Regions from separate parts of the Homo sapiens genome. Here region 2 is linked to region 1. The links are chromatin loops, found by intact Hi-C in ENCODE. Cell type or tissue: HepG2. All regions are shown on one strand. Links, peaks and the distances in the headings refer to the core of each region. The heading gives the core; the rest is flanking DNA. Region 1 has its middle 81 kb from the start of MEX3C. Region 2 has its middle 31 kb from the start of LINC01630.

Region 1 (10,530 bases), core at 1,100-9,099:
TTCCTGAGGTTCAAAGCCAGAGTTGTCAGTTTATTGGTAGAGATCCTGTTACTGGGCAAGTGTTCTTCAGAGAACATCTTATCTGAATTACTGCAGTCCTTCAGAGTGTCTAGTGATAAACTTTATCAAATCAGGAGATGCATAAAGGATGTGAAAGGGTTTCTTATGGGGTTTTTAGAAAGTCCTTGGAAAGAGTTCTTATCTCAGATGTGTAAACGGGAGTCCTCTCCTTCATACCTTCTCTTCCTGGCCCTATTTTGCCTGGGTCTGACAAACGCAATTTCATCCTGGTATCTGCATCTTTCACAGAGCCAACAAAGGGAAAAAACATAGTTACTTTATGACAGAGAAATAGGCAGGGGGAAGATCATAGGGGCTTGCTGACCAGGGTAAAGAGTTTGGAGTTTATTTAATGTGGGATGGAAAATCCTTGGAGGGTTGAAAGCAGAAGAGTGATAAAATTTGTTATAGCTTTTTTTTTTTAAGTAAAAAAATTTTTAAAAAAATCTTTTTTTTTGTAGAGTTGGGAGACTCAGTATGTTGTCCAGGCTGGTCTTGAACTCCTGGCCTTCAGTGATCATCCTTCCACCATGTGAGCCACTGTGCCCGGCCATTTGACAGTTTTTTTTTTTTTTTTTTTTTTTTTTCTTGAAGCAGAGTCTTCCTCTGTTGCCCAGGCTGGAGTACAGTGGCGTGATCTCTGCTCACTGCAACCTCTGCCTGATGGGTTCAAGTGATTCTTCTCCCTCAGCCTCCTGCGTAACTGAAATTACAGGCGCCTGCCACTACTCCTGGCTAATTTTTGTATTTTTAGTAGAGACGGGGTTTCACCGTGTTGCCCAGGGTGGTCTCCAACTCTTGACCTCAAATGCTCTGCCTGCTTCACCTCCCAAAGTGCTGGGATTACAGGCATGAGCCACCACACTCAGCTCATTTGATATAGTTTTTAAAAGTTCCTCTGGCTAGCTGGGCGTGGTGGCTCATGCCTGTAATCCTAGCACTTTGGGAGGCCAAGGCGGGCGGATCACGAGGTCAGGAGTTCGAGTGTGCGGCACTGGGCCATTTCCTTCTTCTTGGTCCATTTGCCATTCCTTCCATTGTCTGCCCAGTGAACACCTATTGCCTTTTAAAACATAGTCACAGCCTCCTGTCTGAGGCTTTTTCCAACTCATCACCCTCAATAAAATTATCTCGTTCTTCTTTGCACCCCCACAGAACCCACCCTGAATATTTTATTTGACCACTGTGGATTAATACAAAAGTATATTTGGTTTTTGTCCCCAGTTCCTGGCACGGAGCCACTAAAACCCTTGGCATTTTCTGAGTGAGGGGAGTGTCTTTTGTTATTCATAACAAACCCCTTTCCATCACACCTGAGTTTATGCTAAGGAGGTGACTTACAGTGGGACCCCTAGGTAGCCTCAGGATGGGGCTGGTCACCAGAAAGAGCAAGTGATTAGAGGGTTGGAACTTTCAGCCTCACCTACCGACTTTGGGAAGGGAAGAGGTGAGTGCTGGAGATTGAGCTCTATAAACACTACTGAACAATCCAGAGAGCTTCTGGGTGGTGGACTCATCAAGGTGCCGGGAGGGTGGCGCACCTGAAGAGGGCATGGAAGCTCTGTGCATCACCCCTGCCGCCCCCTTCCTATCCTGCTCTATGCATCTCCTCCATTTGGCTGTTCCTGAGTTGTATCTTGGTAAATGTAAGCAAATTGCTTTCCTGAGTTCTGCCCACTGTTCTGGCACATTATTAAATGGGCTTATGGGAACCTGGAACTTTGTTGCCGAGTTGGACAGAAGTGTGGGTAACCTGGAAACCCAATACTTGCAATTGGCGCCTGAGGTGGGGACAGTGTTGTGGATCTCAGCCCTTAAACCTGTGGAGTCCGGGTAGTTAATGTCAGCATTGAATTGAGTTGAGTTGTAGGCCACCTAGTTTGTGTTGGAGAATTGACTGTTAGTATGGAAAATCCTCATATTTGTTTCTGACACCAAAGTATTGCAGAAAAAAAAAAAAACCTTTAACCACTAACTTATTTTTTTTGTGTTTCTGCCTTCCTTTTAATAACCATAAGCTCCTACGGAAATAGGAAAAAAAAAAAAGACCATACCACTGTTATTCCTGCATGCTATCTCAGAGCTGTCTGGTATATTGGACGCATTCAGTAAATATTTACTGGTAACTGAAAGAGCTAACTAATTCATATCTGAAGTTCATTTGGGTTGGTGGACCTTGTGTTGACGGTTTCAGTTTCTCACTCCTTGTTCTTTTATGATGCAATGTTCCTGAAATTTGAGAATTAACAATTTTCTAATCTTTATGAGCTTTAACTTAGTTATGATACGGTGTAATATTTTACATTTAAGGTCTATATTTATCTATCCTGCAGCATGCACTTAGCTTTCCTGATAGATAACTGAGTTAGCTCCTTAATTAAGTAGTCTTTTTCCTTTTTTCCCTTATATTGCCCAGCAACTGGTCTTGGTGTGGCTACAGTTTCTCTTATTGAGTCTGGGTGGAGACAAGATGGGACTTCAAAAATCCTGTGGCTTTTCTCCAAGTCAAAGCAATCCCATCAGGGTGAAGTTTTTGGGCAGCTGTCGGCTCAGCTGGGGCCAGGCTGGAGGCCTGAGCTACTGTCTGTTTTGCTGCATTCTTGGCTGAAGGCCAGGCTGAGTTTCTTCTGAACTTGGATAGTGGCTTAGGCGAATCTGGCCTGTTCAGCAATTGTCAGGTTCCTTGGTTAGAAGAGTAGCAGCCTCTGGAGATTAGGGGGGAAACGTTCTCCACAACCTGGCCAATGGTGGGATGTTACAGTGAAAGCACATTTTTGACAGAATTCTGCCAGATATACAAGCATAAAAATAGTCACACATTGTGCTCCTTAAACTCAGGGGAGGCCCCTCTCACTGACTTCATCAAAGGGTTACTTAGAGGTGGATGCTATGATTTCTGATGACTTTGAAGTCAAGTCAATCCCAGAGCCTAAGATTGGCCATCCTGGCTATCGTACATCATTGCAGCCACTTTGGATTAAAATGTTAACATGAGATATTGGTTGGAGTCCCTAAATTGTGGGGACAGACACTTTCTCTAATGTTTTCTCCAACGGTATTAGATCCTGGGCTTGCCTGTTCCTTGCACTTCATTCATGTAGGCATGGGAGGGTCTGCGTAAATTTTTCTCATTGTGATAAAATATACATAAAATTTACTATTTGAACGGTTTTAAACTATACAGTTTTGTGACATTAAGTACATTCATCATGTTGTGCAACCAGCACCACCATGCATTTCCAAAACTTTTTTATTTTCCCAAACTGAAACTCTATATCCATTAGAAAATAACTCTCCTTTCTCCCTTACTCCCAGCCCTGGGAAACCACCATTCTACTTTTTGTCTCTATGAATTTGACTATTCCAACTACCTCGTATGAGTTGAATCATGTAATATTTGTCCCTTTGTGTCTGGCTTATTTAGCATTAATGTTTTCAAGGGGCCTGGATAATTTTTATGGCAACCTTATTCCTTGAACATCACTCATTTTGCCAGTGTCAATTATTTCGAACATCCTTCATGCTATTTTACAAACCTGTGGTGTGGACTTAAGTAACAATCAGTATTTGAGGGGCTGAGTAGCCACCGCTGGATTGTGAATTTTTGCTTGGGGTTCTTCATATGCTAACGAATCACCCTTGACACATTACATAGCTCATTCCAAAGTCTTTTAAAAGTAAATGACCACACTGACACTATGACATAGCCAAAATTCAGAAACTCCTGACAGAGGTAAAGTAATGAACATCATAAAGAAGGGGCTTACCACTGGATGTCAGGATCACATTTTGGTCCTGTGAGGCAGGGGGGTTTTAGAGATACCTAGAGTTTTGCACAAAACTCTCTCTTTCGTGTGTGTGTGTGTGCGTGTGTGTGTGTGTGTTGTTAGGGTAAGAGTTCAGGACTTTCATCAAATTCTAATGAGGTTCCTGATCTCCCTAAAAAAAGTTATGTCATATTGAAAAGGGAAATTCTATTTTCTATAAAGTTTTGAATACAAAACAATAGAATAGAAATAGATAGCTATAAGTAGATAGAAAATAGAAAGCATAGGAATAGAAAGAACAGAAATAGAAGGGAAAAATTCTATTTCCTATGTTTGCTATAGTGTTTTGGAGAGAACAGATGGAAAACAGTCCGTATATCCAGGTTGGGTGAGAATACTTGGAAGTATTTCACTGCGTGTGTGTGTGTGTGTGTGTATGTGTAGGGGGATTCCTTAGTTTTCTTATTTATTTATTTATTTATTTATTTTTGAGACAGGGTCTTGCTCTGTCATCCAGGCTGGAGTGCAGTGGCATGATCACAGCTTACTGCAGCCTTGAACTCCTGGGCTGAAGCGATCCTCCCACTTCAGCCTCCTGAGTAGCTGGGACTACTGGCGTGCACCATGACGCCTGGTTTCCTTAACCTTAATTATGTTATGGCCTTCAGTATAGGAGCCCATGCTCTGTAATTTCTCTTATTGGAGCCAGTGATTTTACATCAGGCTTGCAGCCTTAAAGCTTTTCCTTACCCACAGGGCAGCCCCATCACACACCTCTAGGGGGCACTGTTTGCTTTCATCCTCTATGACTGGCACCTGCTGGAGATGGGCAGTGCACTTTCATCCTCTGGCATGGCTGATGTTGGGCAGTGCACTTTCATCCTCTGGCATGGCTGATATTGGGCAGCGTTGACTCCCAAGGCTTTCTTGTGAGTACAAAGGCCATGGGTCTTCACCGATCCCATCTTTCTCAAGGCCAATCTACTCTTTCAGAGAGATATGTTTAGCATGGGCTGTGGAAAAGATCAAAGAATCAAGAATAGAATTCTTGCCTCTGTGTTCCAAATTAGCAATGGGATTCTTGGTATTTTGAAAATATTTTTACAGTGATTGGCTAATGAAGGAGCCCATGGAGATAAATAACATCAGGAAGCTTTCAAGGCTAATAATACCTTAATTTTCTGTTGTAACCTTTACTCTCTAGACTTCTAATCGATATGCCAGTTTAGCAAGCTGATGTAAATATTCTTTCCTACTTGGAATGCTCTTCTTCACTATGCCTGTTTAATTTCTCTACATCCTCAAAATCCCAGTTCAAGTCCCACCACCTCCAGGAAGTCTTCCCTCACCACTTTCATCCACAGTCACTGTTCCTTCTTCTGAATTTGGTACTACTCAGAGCCTGCATCTCACTATTAGCATTCACCTAGTGTGCACTGTTGGTTTTCTTTTTATATGTGTGTATTAGGAACTATTATCTTGTCTAATTCTCATCGCAGTTAATTTTTGTTGCTCTGTGGTCCTCTTTTCCCACTGAGGATGTGGCAGCTACTATCAGGGGGTGAAGAATTAGACAAATAGCCCTCAAGACCACCCTCACTTCTGATACCAAATGTAAGTTCAGGGGGTTCCCAAGACCATCCCCACATTTGGTCATTTGCTAGAATTTTCTAGAAGGATTCACAGAGCTCACTGAAGGCTGTTATACTCATGGTTACAGTTTAGTACAGGGAAAGCATACAGATGAAAATCAGCCAAGGGAAGAGACATGTAGGGCAGGGTCCAGGAAAATTCCAAGCATGGAGCTTTCAGCCATCTTCTCCTAGTGTCATGGACAGTGTTACTCTTCCAGCAAAGATATTTGATAATACATATGGAGTACTGCCAACCAAGAAGCTCACCTGAGCCTGGGTGACCAGGGTTATTTTATTTTAGAAATAGGGTCTTGTTCTGTCATCCAGGCTGTGGTGCAGTGGCACAGTCATAGCTCACTGTAACCTCAAACTCTTGGGCTCAAGCAATCCTCCAGCCTCAGCCTCCCAAGTAGCTGGGAATACAGGCATGCGTCACCATGCTTGGCTAATTTTTAAATTTATTTTGTAAAGGCAGGGTCTTGCTATGTTGCCCAGGCTGGTCTTGAACTCCTGACCTCAAGTGATACTCCCACCTCAGCCTCTCAAAGTGTTAGGATTACAGGCATGAGCCACTGTGGTAGTCTAAGAGTTTGTACTGAGGTTTCATGGTCAACTTTCCACATGGCTGACCTCAGGTTCCAGTTCCTCTAGAGATTGAACTGATATCATATGACTCAAATTTTCACTATAAATCACACTGTTGGACTTTCTGGTGTAGTCCAAAGTCCCTTAGAAAACAAGGACACTGTTATCAGGCAGGACATTCCAAGGGCTTAGAGATGACTGCCCAGGGGCCAACAGCAAAGTCCAGACCGCTCTTTGAGCAAAGTTAAATCATTTACTACACAGTGGGCTTTGCAAAATCTAACTGAAGACTAGAGATCAATTTCAGTTCCTGACTTCCCAGATAGGGTCTCAGGTACATTTCAGAGATAATAATCAGGATTTTCATTTGCAAGATTTTTATGTGCAGAGCCAGCTTCTTTGGGAGAAGTAAGGTTTGTGGGTTCTATGTGAATCAAAGCTGGAGGATTAGAGTTTTGAGTTTATTCATGTTAACAATAGGAGAGGAAATTAGGTAGGATGTCATATAGAGCAATTTCTCACCATACAGGAAGGCAGTAAAGACCCTTTCTGGGCTGGAAGGAGGAGACTGGGAGAGAGAGAGAAAGGAGACAGGAGAGAGGTTCTCATTTGCCCCACTCGTGGGGTTGAAATCAAGGTGTGGGGACAGGTGGGGTCAAAGGCGGCTCAGATGCATTTAAGGATCTGGACACAGAGGGTACACTTGCTCTTCCTTCTGTCTGGAAATCTTGGACACCAGCTCAGAGAGAAAGACCTGCACAAACAAACTATAAAGATTGAGCACACATGAAGTTTTTTGAGTTGTAAGCAAACAGCATCCCACATCAAAATGGCAGGTGTGGGACAATGTGCATATCCATTGTTATGTTGCATGATCCATAGATGAACAGGAATCTGTCCACATCAATGGCAATGGTTGTGTTATTTATTTATTTATTTATTTTTGAGACAGAGTCTTGCTCTGTCACCCAGGCTGGAGTGCAGTGTGCGATCTCGGCTCACTGCAAGCCCTGCCTCCCGGGTTCATGCCATTCTGCCTCAGCCTCCCGAGTAGCTGGGACTACAGGTGCCCATCACCACACCCAGCTAATTTTTTTGTATTTTTAGTAGAGACAGGGTTTCACTGTGTTAGCCAGGATGGTCTTGATCTCCTGACCTCGTGATCTGCCCGTCTCGGCCTCCCAAAGTGTTGGGATTACAGGCGTGAGCCACCGCGCCCGGCCTGTTATTTTTTTAAGGCAGAGTAGGCAATTTACATCTTTTCTTGTCTTTCTTGGTTAGGTATCTAATCTCTAAATTAAAATAGTTGTGGCCAATTATATCTGATCACTTATGACTATGTCTTCCTTGCTTAAATGTTGTCAATAAAACTCCCTGTTTCTTGGCCCAGCATTCAGGCCTCCAAAGTTTGGCCTCTGCCTTCCTGCCTGACTTCATCTTCTATTCCTTCTCCTTAGACAGTGCCTGCTGTAACAACATACTGCAAACTGAGTGGCTTAAACAGCAAATATTTATTTCTCACAGTTTTGGGGGATGGAAGTCTGAGACCAGGGTGCCAGCAGGGTTGGGTTCTTGGTGAGGGCTCTTTTCCTGGTTCACAGGCAGCCATCTTCTTGGTGTGTCCTCACACTGGAAAAAGGAGAGCTGACTAGCTCTCTGGCTTCTTCTTTTTTTTTTTCTTTTTTAGAGACAGGGTCTTTCTGTATTGCCCAGGCTGAACTCAAACTCCTGGGCTCAAGCAATACCCCTGTCTTAGCCTCCCAAGTAGCTGGGACTGCAGGTGTGTGACACTGTACCTGGCTTCTGGCCTCTTCTTATGTCAATGAAAAGAGTCAAACTGTGTAAAATATTTGAAGAGATTTACTCTGAGCCAAATGTGAGGACCATGACTGATGACACAGTCTGACGAGGTCCTGAGAACATATACCCAAGGTAGTTGGGTCACAGCTTAATTTTATACATTTTAGGGGGAACAGAAGTTACAGGCAGACATCCATCAATGCATGTAAGGTGCACGGTGGTTCAGTCTGGAAAGGCAGGACAACTCCAAGTGGGGTGGGGTGAGGTGGAGGCTTCCAGGTCACAGGTGGTTTCAAAGGTTTTCTGATTGGCAATTGGTTGAAAGAGTTGATTCTCTCCTAGATCAGGGAAAAGACCTGGAAAGGGAAGGAGATTCTCTAGAGAGTAATTTTCCCTACAAGAGGCAGCTTTGCAGGGCCATTTCAAAATATGTCAAATAAATAAATTTTAGGGCAAAATACTTCGATTTCTTTCAGGGCCTACTATCTATCATGTGATGCTATAGTAGAGTCAGGTTGGAATTTGGTATCTTATTGCTGCAAAGAGTCTGTTTTATCAATCTTAAGATCTCTGCTTTAATGTTAGCACTGACAATTTGTGCCTGAATTCCAAAAGGAGGAGGGTATAATGAAGCATGTCTGACTTCCGCTTTCCATCACAGCCTGAACTAGTTTTACTTTGGAATGCCCTTGGCTGAGAGGGGGGCTTCATCAGTCAATTGAAGGGCTTAGAATTTTATTTTTGGTTTACACATCTAAGAACACTAATCTCATTCATAATGGCTCCACCTTCATGACCTAATCATCTCCCAAAGACTCCGTCTTCAAATACTGTTGCTTTGGGGTTAGCATTTCAACATACAAAGTTTGAGGGGATACAAACTTCAGTCCATTGCAGATAAACTACTCTCAGCTAAATGGAACTCAGCAGTTCTTGAATGCACTACCCCATCTTTTTGCCTTTACTTAGACTGTTTCTTCTTCCTGGACTGTCTTTCCCCCATTTCTGTCAGGCTTAAATTCCACTTCCTCCATGAAGTCTTCAACTTTCCACACTGGAAGTTAGCCTCCCATAGCACAGTGTCTTTACTTCTCTTACAGGATTTTCAAAATGTACCCATCTGTCATTATCTGAGTATAAGTCACATACCTGATTGTTAATTTCTGGAAGGCAAAGATTATGTCTTTCTTTCTTTCTTTTTTTTTTGAGGTGGAGTCTTGCTCTGTCTCCCGGGCTGGAGTGCAGTGGTGCGATCTCAGCTCACTGCAACCTCTGCCTCCTGGGTTCAAGTGTTTCTCATGCCTCAGCCTCCCTAGTAGCTGGGATTACAGGTGCCCACCACCACACCCAGCTAATTTTTTGTATTTTTAGTAGAGACAGCATTTCACCAGGTTGGTCAGGCTGATCCTGAACTCCTGACCTTAAGTAATCCATCTGCCTCAGCCTTCCAAAGTGTTGGGATTACAGGCCTGAGCCACTGCAGCCGGCCATGTCTTTTTTTTGTTTTGTTTTTTTTTTAAATCTCCATGTGTCTAATAGCACTGGGCTCAGGGCCCTGCATACTCGAACACTCACTGAGGGTCTGCTGAACTGACTCTCTCTCACAGATGCAGACACACATGGGGAACACATGTATTTTCAGACTAAGTCTTCTACTGTCTGGGAGTGTTAGGGCAAGAGGAGTAAAGGTGTCATGATCTGGTAGGAGCTGAGGCTGTGTTCTAAAGGGAGAGGAGGGGAGGGGAGGGAGCCAAGAGATGGCTGGTAGGGTTTGCCATTTGAGTAGACTTGTCTTTAGGTTGAGTGGCTTCAAAGTTCTAGAGCCAGAGATAAAAAAAAAAAAGCTGGGAGTTTCTCCATCACACCTTTGCAGTCAAATTTGGTTAGCAGGCAAGGGGTGTGAGCTGGAGTGGGGGTAGGCCCCATGGGAACTGGGGAACTTTGCTCCTTACTCTTGGAAATTCTCCAGAGTAGACAAAATCAGTGTCCATTGTATTATCCTAAGGTTTAACATGTGGTAGGACTTCAAGGAGTCCAGGGACAAAGGTCAAGAACTCACTATTCAAAAAAAAAAGATAAAAATAACCTATAACTATTTTCTGAAATATTTGTTCTCAGCAGTAGTCAAAGAACTGTAAATCCAGACAACGAGGTTGTCTCTGCCTTTTATTTTGTCCATGTGTGGGTGAGGTATGGGCTGTTCCTTTGTGCATTTTACTTTATTTACTTTGAATCAAAAATTTTTTCTTTTTAATAAACATCAGGGGAAAGCACACACACAGTCCCCCACTACCACAAATTATGCAGCTGAGTTTCCCGCATTTGGGATAATCGCAGGTATCAGCACATCTAGAGTGCAATGGATAAGCCTCACCCTGGGAAAACCACCTTTGTGATTGTGGTATCTCCTATGCCAGGTGCTTTGTGCGTTTTAATACACAAACGTAAAATTGATAGAAACTTGGCCACTTTATCTATTTTAAAAGCTATTAAAAAAACCTGTATGTTCTTTGATCTAGAAATTCTACCTCTAGAAATTTATCTTTAAGAAAAGGATAAATTGTGCATTTATGATAATGCATAAAAATCTGGCAAACATGTTCACAGCAGTCCACTTTTTAATAATAATAATATATATATCCTAAATATGATTATAGGAATTGAATAAATAAACATTCTTACCA
Region 2 (10,530 bases), core at 864-8,863, 82 kb after region 1:
TGTCCAGGCTGGCTAAATAAACAAAAGCTTCGAGGAAGCTTAAACAGAAAAGAGTGGAGGGAAAACTGGAGTGATCAAAGGGCACATGGCAGTGTCTGAACCTGAATGGTAACAGGCAGCACCATGCTGGCTTTGCCAGCAGAGGTGTTAATGAATTCTCTCTTGGTCCAAATCAACTTGTAACGATTCACTACTAGTAAATGGATTTTAAGTAGGTCAATGGAAATCTTTTTTCTCCAAGTTTTGCATTTCCTACTAAGTTGATTATCTATCAAAATAGTGCATCGGTGATTAAAAGTGAATTCATTGAAACTCACCTGGTGATTAACACAGTGGTGATAATGAACTCAGTGACAATGATTCAAAATATGACTTGTCATGTTCAGAATCAGATCCATCTTAGAGAAGGTGGCATGAGAAAAAAAATTAAATACAAAAATTGTATCCATATTGGGAACAAGTGAAAAAGGAAATGTTCAAATTCATTTTTCCACTAAAATTCCCAAGAGTGTCAATCAAGTTTATGTAAAGCATTATCAATTATTACACTAAATACACACCATTTTACATTTTATTGATTTTGTATTTTTATTTGTATATAATTGTTATGTTGTGATTTTAATCTGTAAGTATAAATATTTTATAAATCATTTTCTGTTTGCATAGACTTAAGTAACATAACAAAAAATAATTTAAGTCAACACTGGAGATCTGTGAAAAATATTTTTCTTTCAGAAGGGTCCATCTATTACTGAGGTTTGAGAAATACTGATTTGCAATATTCATACTGATATATTTTTGAATTGCTAGTGTTATTTACTGAATGTTTTTGTCCCCCCCGAAATTTGTATGTTGAAGCCTTAATCACCAATGTGATGGTATTTGGAGACGGAACCTTTAGGACATCATGAGGGTGATATTAGTGGCTTTATAATAGAAGAAGCTGGGCGCAGTGGCTCCCACCGGTAATCCCAGGACTTTGGGAGGCTGAGGCAGGCAGATCAGTTGAGGCCAGGAGTTCCAGACCAGCCTGCCCAATATGGCAAAACCCTGTCTCTACTAAAAATACAAAACAACAACAACAACGACAACAATTGGCTGGGTGTGGTGGCATGCGCCTGTAATCCTAGCTACCTGCTAGCTACTTGGATGGCTGAGGCATGAGAATTGCTTGAACCTGGGAGGCAGAGGTTGCAGTGAGCCGAGATGGCACCACTGCACTCCAGCCTGGGCAACAGAGTGAGACTCTGTCGAAAAAAAAAAAAAAAAAAAGAAAAGAAAAAAGAAAGAACTCTCTTTCCACTATGTGGAAACATCAAGATCCTGGACTTCCTAGCCTCCAGAGCTATGAAAAATAAATTTCTGTTGTTTACTCCTGAGTCTATAGTATTTTGTGATTCTAGCCCAAGCTGACGAATATAACTAATTCTTAAATTGTTAAGTAACCGCTAAAGAGGGTGGGAGCTCTCTCAGGTGATGGGCAAGTCTACAAGTTTTCTGAAAATCCACAGGCCCAGTGGCAGTGCTAGGCACATACAAGGTGCCCAGTAAATACTTGGATAATGTTTTAATCATGCCTTTTTATTTTTCGTATTTCTGATACTTTGTTACCGGGGGCCTTGGTGACCTTAGAGAGACTGCCCCTCTTGGGGCTAGTTAATTGCTAGAGATAACAAACAACTCACCTGCGAGTGTGCCTTTCATGTGTAGCTTAACCAATCCAGAGCTGCACCTCCCATTCCTCTTAACACTCTCAGCCATCTGCCCCAATCACCCCAGAGCCAGGTACAAGACAACTAGAAACAGCCCCTACACCCTGGAGACCGCTGAAATTATTCAAACTAGCCAATCCTAAGTCTGCTTACTCCATCTCATCTGTTCCTCCCAGGGAAGCAGAATAAAGCCTCTTGCCCATATTTTTTTCTTGCACCCTCTGCCTCCTGACTAACCCTGGTGCTTCTCTGTGTGGCTCCCACGACATGACACATCTCCCATCTCCTCTTCTGTGACTAACAGACGTCTGTGAGTAACAGACGTATCTCTTCAATGGCAGCGGTCTCCTGATCTGTTGGCTTCACCATACCTGAATGATAACAAAAACTACATTTTAAAACAGGGAATAAATACAAAATCATGTTGCTCTAGACGCTATAAAAAATATTGTAATTTTCCCACCACCAGAGAGAAAACCTCTTGTTATTGGTTTAATTGTATTTGTGCATCTGCACTGCAGGAATGTAAGATCCTTTAGGGCTGGGATTGGGTATGGATTTGTACCTGAGCCAACTACACATCTAGGGCTGAGCAGGAATAGATTTTTAAAAAACATTAAAAAAATTGATTTACCAAAAATTTTGCTTTTACACAAAACAAATTGCCTCAAAGAGGCATCTTGCAACTCTATCCTACGTTTCATGTTTCTGTTAACTGAACTGATTAGCCCCAGCTTAACAATGGATGGGGTTCAAAACGCCCTGCTCCAACGGAGAATTCCTATTCCCTGCCAGGTCCCTTCCTTTCCGCCTAAGGACTCACTGTGTCTCGCTCTGTCTGGGTGCTCTCTGATCTCAGGACAGCACAGCCCCCACTCCTCTTAGGAGCCACCTTGACCTCTCCTGCCAGTGGGGATCTTCGTCTTCTTTGAGCTCAAGCACTCTCTGACTTCTAGTACCCATCTTTCCATTTTATTTCCCACCAAGTATTGTTTGTTTTCTTTGTTGCAGGGTTTTGACAAGTGTTTATAGATTACCAAACTGCTCTCTTCCTCACCCTCCCCACGTTGGCCCCCGTCCCTGGCCAGGACAGCTCCATCCTACCCAGGGTCCAGGGCTTGAAATGCTAGAGTCCAAGTGGCACAGATGGAAACAAACTGACTGCATAGATAGCATCTTACAGGTTTCATTTTCAAAATCTCTCTTGTTGAAAAAGTGCTCCACAGTCTCCTCTGGTCACCAGTCATATTGATTTGTGTTTATCCTTTTGGATTTCCAGAAACTACTGACATTAACAGAGGAGGTTTATGAGCATATTTGTCAGAAACAAGAGTCTCTCAAATCAAGATCTAGCTCTCTATAAGTAATATCATCCATCGCCTCCTGGTTGTTTCCCCTGATGACTTCCCACAGGGGCGTTAAGCTCATCACCCCAGCAACCTGGACACTTTGAACTGTGCTTTGGGCTTCACTACCTACATGTTTTTTATTATTATTATTTAATTTTTTTTTTAAGAGACAGGGTCTTGCTGTGTTAGCCAGGTTTGTCTTGAACTCCTGACCTCAAGCAATCCTCTCTCCTCAGCCTCCCAAAGTGTTAGGATTATAGGGGTGAGCCACTGTGCCTGGCTGTCTCCTATAGTTTATGGGAAAGGGTGATCAGATGTCAGCTCTGTTGATGCGAAGTGGAAGATTCTCTCTCCAGAGCAGGCAGCCTACAGCCTGTACCAAAGCCTCTTCTTAGAGAAATTTCCGTGGTATTCCAAGATTGTCATGATGGGGCCCTCTGTGTAGCTGCAGTCAAAAGGTGGCTGGTGGCACAAACCTAATCTCTCACTCTGCTTAAAACCCATAGCTCTTCTTTGCCAGATGAGTCAGTCCAGGTTTGTTTTTAAATTTTTTAAAAAGACTAAATATTTCATTTTCAGATAATTGTAGATGCAAATGCAGTTTTAAGAAATAATTCAGAAAGAGCCCCTGTACTCTTTACCAAGTCTCTCCGTTGGTAACTGCTCCCATGGCAAAATTAGAGCCCAATAGCACAAATTTACCGTGACGTCCTAGAGCAGGGTTGGGGCAGCGTGCACTAGCAGAAGAAGTGTGGGTGCTGCCTCCTTCCTGCCAGGAGAAGGTAGAATTCCAGGTCTCAATTCAGCCTCCATTGGCTCCCAAAACATGGGTGCTTCTTATAACTGCTGGGTGGGAGTGGAGCTCTGGGTCCCCATGTGGTCTTCACTGAGAAAGCTTGGGGGATTTGTTATTGCCCAATGGGAACAAGAGTCCCAGCTTCCCACTGGCCTCTCTGACACCATCCTGAAGCTGAGTTTGGGGCATATTGTTATAGCCTGGTGAAGCAGAAGTCCAAGCATCTCACCCAGCCTTCATTGGTGTGGGTGGAGGTGGGCCATACTTTTTTCTTTTTTTTTTTTTGTTTTTTTTAATGTCACTTTTATTATTGAATGATTGATTGATTGATTTTGAGATGGAGTTTCGCCCTTATTGCCAAGGCTGGAGTGCAATGGCACCATCTTGCCTCACTGCAACCTCCGCCTCCTGGGTTCAAATGATTCTCCTGTCTTAGCCTCCAGAGTAGCTAGGATTACAGGCATGCACTACCACACCCGGCTAATCTTTGTATTTTTAGTGGAGACGGGGTTTCAACACGTTGGCCAGGCTGGTCTCGAACTTCCGACCTCAGGTGACCCACCCGCCTCAGCTTTCCAAAACATTGGGATTACAGGCCTGAGCCACCTACATGTGGGTAGTGAAGCCCGGCCAAAATGTCACTTTTATTTATTTATTTATTTATTTATTTATTTATTTATTTATTTATTTTTAGTATTTATTGATCATTCTTGGGTGTTTCTCAGAGAGGGGGATGTGGCAGGGTCATAGGATAATAGTGGAGAGAAGGTCAGCAGATAAACACGTGAACAAAGGTCTCTGGTTTTCCTAGGCAGAGGTCCCTGCGGCCTTCCGCAGTGTTTGTGTCCCTGGGTACTTGAGATTAGGGAGTGGTGATGACTCTTAACGAGCATGCTGCCTTCAAGCATCTGTTTAACAAAGCACATCTTGCACTGCCCTTAATCCATTTAACCCTGAGTTGACACAGCACATGTTTCAGAGAGCACGGGGTTGGGGGTAAAGTTATAGATTAACAGCATCCCAAGGCAGAATAGTTTTTCTTAGTACAGAACAAAATGGAGTCTCCTATGTCTACTTCTTTCTACACAGACACAGTGACAATCTGATCTCTCTTTCTTTTCCCCACATTTCCCCCTTTTCTTTTCAACAAAACCGCCATCGTCATCATGGCCCATTCTCCATGGTCGCTGTCTCTTCGGAGCTGTTGGGTACACCTGCAGAAAGGCTGTCACTTCACACTTGGAAGATTGCACAGCAGCCAGGCAGAGGCGCTCCTCACTTCCAATGGGCCGTACTTTTTTCTCTTTGGTTGGAATAGAGCAGTTGTTGTCTAAATGCTTTTTGTCTTTCTAGGCTACCCATTTCCTGGTCGTTTGGCTAGAGAGAGCAGGCTTTTGTGGGGGCTGATTTTGTCTGCACCCCCTGGCATTTCTATGTTGCTGGGTACATCAGCAAGTCTAGGATATACAAGACCAGAAGAAAATCTGGGGGACTCATCGCCCAGTCATTGCTTGGCTGCTCCTTCCCGGTCTGCCTTTTACTCTGCACTTTTCAGATTCTTCTTATTTATAATACCCAGGACTTTTAGTCGACTTAGCTGGAAGAATAGGAAAAAATACATCTACTCCATGTTTTTGAAAGTAGAAGTTCCCAGGTGTCTTTTTCAGTTTTAAACATGAAACACCATGATCTGTTCCTTGCTGAGTTCTCTGATACTCTCGTCACATCTTGCTTCATGCCTGAGAAACCAAATATACAAACCGACAATGACCAGGCCACATCTAAAAATAGAACTTTGACCCACAGCCTGCAGCAATCTGCTCAGGAAACCAACTTTTGATCTACAGTGAGCAATTCAGGAAGCCAGCCTGCTAGAAGTCAGACTTCCAGGAAGCCAGACTGCTGTCTTTAGTGATAATCCAGGAAACTAAACAATACCCTCTGTAACAGTCAGCCTCAAATGGCCAGGGCCTGATTAATAATGGACAGCTTTCCTAACTTTTGTCCTTGCTTTCAACTTAGTGCCAACCAGAGAAGGCCAAATGATGCACTCACCCCTAACTAATCATGTAGGATACCCCGCTTCTATTAGCCCCGTTACAGCTTCCCCATGCTGACAGCCTGCAATCAGAGCACACCTGAAGCCTTCCCTGTTTTCCACTACAAAACTTTTCCTGCTTCTCTGTCTGCCTTTGAATCTTTGCCCAAATGTGAGTAGCTGTGCTGACTCCCTTGATGAGGCAATCTCAGAATAAACAGCCATTATTATTATTTTTTTTAATTAAAAAAATTGGACTTTGGGAGGCCGAGGTGGGTGGATCACAAGGTCAGGAGTTCAAGACCAGCCTGACCAACACGGTGAAACCCCGTCTCTACTAAAAATACAAAAATTAGCCAGGCGTGGTGGTGTGCACCTGTAATCCCAGCTACTTAGGAGGCTGAGGCAGTGGAATCACTTGAACCCGGGAGGCGGAGGTTGCAGTGAGCCGAGGTCATGCCACTGCACTCCAGCCTGGGCGACAGAGTGAGACTCTATCTCAAAATAAATAAATAAATAAAATAAAAATAAATAAAAACTCAGTTTTTTTAGGTACATAGCAGATGCACATCTCATGTACCCACATTAGATGTGGGTACATGAGATGTTTTGATACAGGCATGCAATGTGTAATAATCACATTGGGGTAAATGGGGTATCTATCCCCTCAAGCATTTATCCTTTGTGTTACAAATAATCCAATTATATATTTTTAAGTTATTTTAAGATGTATAATTAAATTATTTTGGTTGTAGTCACCCTATTGCATGATCAAATACTAGATCTTATTCATTCTTTCTAACTAGTTTTTGTACCTATTAACCATACCCACTTCCTTCCCCAGCCCCCCACTACCCTTCCCAACCTCTGGTAACCATCCTTCTACTATCTCCATAAATACAATTGTTTTAATTTTTAGGTCCCATAAATAAGTCAGAACATGCGAAGTTTATCTTTCTGTGCCTGTTTTTTTCACTTAACATAATGACCTCTGGTTCTAACCATGCTGTTGTAAATGACAGCCTCTCATTGTTTCTTATGGCTGAATACTAGTCCATTGTGTATATGTACTACATTTCCTTTATCCATTGATCTGTTAATGGACACTTAGGTTGCTTCCAAATCCTGGTTATTGTGAATGGTGCTGCAACAAACACGGAAGGGCAGATATCTCTTCAATATACTGATTTCCTTTCTTTTGGGTATACACCCAGTAGTGGGATGGCTGGAACACATGGTAGCTCTATTTTTAGTTTTTTGAGGAATCTCCAAATGGTTCTACATAGCAGTTGTATTAATTTACATTCCCACCAACAGTGTATGAGGATTCCCTTTTCTCCATATCCTCGCCAGCATTTGTTATTGCCTGTCTTTTGGATATAAGGCATTTAAACTAGGGTGAGATGATATCTTATTGTAGTTTTGATTTGCATTTCTCTGATGATTAATGATGTTGAGTATCTTTTCTTATACTTGCTTGCCATTTGTATGTCTTCTTTTGAGAAATGTCTAAAATAGCCTTTGCTTTCCTCATTTGGTTGGTCTTGGTTTATTTCCACACTCTCTTTCTAGGCTGCCCATTTCTTGGTCCTATGGCTAGAGACAGCAGGCTTTTTTGTTGGCACCTGTTGGTATTTCTTGGTTGCTGGTTGCATCAGCTTCAAGTCTGGGATATATGAATCCAAAATAAATAAATAAATAAATAAATAAATAAATAAATAAATAAATAAATAAAGGAAAAATCCAGTGAACTCATTACTATGTCATTCCTCAGGTCCCAAGGGTCCTAAAGTCTCTTGCTGAGCTGCCTTCTTCTCTCCACTCTTTGGAATGTTGTTATCTATAATGTCCAGGGTTTTCAGTTTTACTTAGTGGGAGGAGTAGGAAAAAGTACACTTACTTCATCGTTTTTTGGAAGTGGATGTTCCCAGATGTCTTTTTCTTTTTTAAACGTGAAATATCATGCTCTGACCCTTGCTGACGCCCTAGCACTCTGCCATATCCTGCTCCATCCTGATGCTCAAAGGCCAGGGTCTCCTATGACACAGTCCTACCATCTCCCTTGCTGGCCCACACTGCATAAAACATACACTTATGTAGTGTTTATATGTATTAGGCTTGGTCCTGAGCACTTTATATATGCTAATTATGCATGAAGTCTATTATTATAAAGAAACCAACGCCAAAAATATTAACCAATTCACTTAAGGTCCCCTAGCTAGGAAGCTGCAAAGCCTGGATCTGGACCCAGGCAGCCTGGCACCGAGGCTCTATTCCTACTAGCTCCACTCTGCTGCCTCTCTGCCTCTTCCATGGCCAGCAGTCCTGGTTGTTTAGCCAGGGTACTTATATGTGGGTCAGAATCCCCTTGGGGCTTGAAAACACAGATTGCTGAGGCCTACCTCCAGAAATTCTGATTCAGTTGGTCTGGGGTGGGGCTTGAGTATTTTTATGTCTGTCAAGTTCTCAGGTGATGCTAACATTGCTCTCTAGGGACCACACTTTGCAAACCAACAACCCTTTCCATGTTTTCCTTCACCCCAATTTCCTCTGCTAATTGCTATGCAGCCTTTAAGATTCAGCACAGGTATTACCTCGCTTGATTTGACTACTGTTACTTCTGCCACCCTTAGATATTCCTCTTAAGCTTCCTTGGCGGCCTCTCAGCATCTCGGTCATTGTTATTTACCAAGTTGTATGGAAATCATCTCTTCATATGTCTCATTTCCATCCCCTGACCCCTTGAGGGCAGAGAAGTCAGTGCAGACCCAAGTCTCAACTATTGTGATCTTTGCAGAATTACCTGGATTGACTGTTAAAAATGAGATTCCTGGGCCTAGCTCCCTGAGTTTCTCAATTAGTAGATCTGGGATGGGGTCTAAGAATCTGCACTTTAAAGAATCAACTTACATGATTCTGATGCAGTTGGTCCACTTTTAGAAATTGCCCTGGAACTTTGCATTGTGTTTGGTACTAAATAAGTGCTCAATAATTATTAATTGGATTTATTGAACTGAACTTTGAAACAAAACGGTAACCTCTTATCTTCTTTTCTATACTTTCTCCCTACCAGCCCCCAACCCCCATGATGGATGTTTTTAGTACCTGTCCCTCTAATACCTAATCCCTCTCTTCTCTTCTCCAAATCATTTCTTTCTTTTTCTTCCAGTCAGAACTTTCATTCACATGTGTGATATTATAAGAAGTACATACTTGTTCTTCATCGCTTGTTCCTGACGCAGAGCTCCTAAAATCTTTGTAATTTCTGGAATGATGGGGATAATAGAATTGTCTTACACAGAGCTCCTCAAAGCCTTGGAATTCGCTGGGTGATAGAAGCATCTTTTTTGTTGTTGTTGTTGTTGTTGTTTGTTTTTTCTTGTTTGTTTGTTTTTGAGACGGAGTCTCACTCTGTCGCGAGGCTGGAGTGCAGTGGTGCGATCTCAGCTCACTGCAAACTCTCACTCCCTGGTTCAAGCAGTTCTCCAGCCTCAGCCTCCTGAGTGGCTAGGATTACAGGCACGCACCACCACACCCTTCTAACTTTTGCATTTTTAGTAGAGACAGGGTTTCACCATGTTGGCCAGGATGGTCTCGATCTCCTGACCTCATGATCCGCCTGCCTTGGCCTCCCAAAGTTCTCGGATTAGAGGCGTGAGCCACTGTGCCTGGGCCAGGAGCATCTTTTGTTCTACTGAGATGACTCTTGGTGGTCTCCTGAATAGCTTCAGGATGGGGGCTGGTCACTAGAAAGACCAAGCCATAATTAGAAGCTTGGAGTTTTCAGCTCTCGCCTATCCTCTGGAAAGGAGAAGAGGGCTGGAAATTGAGTTAATAATTGACCATGCCTATGTGATGCAGCCTTCATAAAAATCCCTAAAGTATGGCTTTTGGAGAGCTGCTGGGTTGGTGAGTGCATCCATATCCAGGACGAAGGTGCATCCCAACTCCACAGGGAGAGAAGCTCCCGTGCCTAGGAACCTTCCAGACCTCGGCCTATATACCTCTTCAGACCTGGCTGTTTATTCATATTATCTGTAATATCCCTTATAATAAACCAGTAACAGTGCTTCCCTGAGTTCTGTGAGCTGTTCTAGCAAATTATTGAACCAATTTATTGCTGCTTGGTCAGAACTAGGGTGGCCTTGACTTGCAATTGGCATTTCAAGTGGAATGCTGTTGTGTGGAGTGAGCCCTTAATCTGTGGGGTCTGTGCTAACATTGGGTACTTCGTGTCAAAATTAAATTAAATTGTAGGGCACCCAGTTGGTGTCTGGAGAGTTGAATTTGTTGGTGCTGGGAGGAAAACCCCACATATTTGGTGTCAGAAATGTTATGAGTAGAGAAACAGTTTTGTTTTTAACATGCTAAAGCTAATTTCAGATAGCAATTGAATAAACTTAAAACACTGAATCAATTTTTGTTGGGGGCATCTTTTATAAATTGAGATATACTTTACATAGAGTGCAGTCTTAGGTATTCAGCCTGATAAATTTTACCTATGCATACACCTGTGTAACCACCACTGAGATCATGACATGGGGCATGTCCAGCACTCAGCAGGTTCTTTCATGACATTTTCCATATAAGACACCCTTCTTCAAGGTAGGCACTATTCTGACTTCCATCATCATA

What was found. A loop is a pair of places that touch in the nucleus more often than their neighbours do. Peaks named below come from ENCODE experiments on the same cell type or tissue, not always from the same donor. Only the 100,000 strongest peaks of a DNase experiment are listed, where the experiment ranks them.
Region 2: a loop joins it to region 1, with 7 times the contacts of the local background. A loop is called at or near these places in 2 of 110 quality-filtered maps.

The regions. Positions count from the first base shown.
Region 1 is chr18:51,273,626-51,284,155 of GRCh38, forward strand. It overlaps the pseudogene RNU1-46P. Among named protein-coding and RNA genes, the nearest start is that of MEX3C, 81 kb to the left of the region's middle. In HepG2, for the core only: a CTCF peak has its summit at 4,621 (motif pointing right); DNase peaks (open chromatin) are centred at 4,636 and 6,186.
Region 2 is chr18:51,355,978-51,366,507 of GRCh38, forward strand. No RefSeq gene overlaps it. Among named protein-coding and RNA genes, the nearest start is that of LINC01630, 31 kb to the right of the region's middle. In HepG2, for the core only: no CTCF peak of the experiment used is centred there; a DNase peak (open chromatin) is centred at 5,674; H3K4me3 peaks cover 637 bases.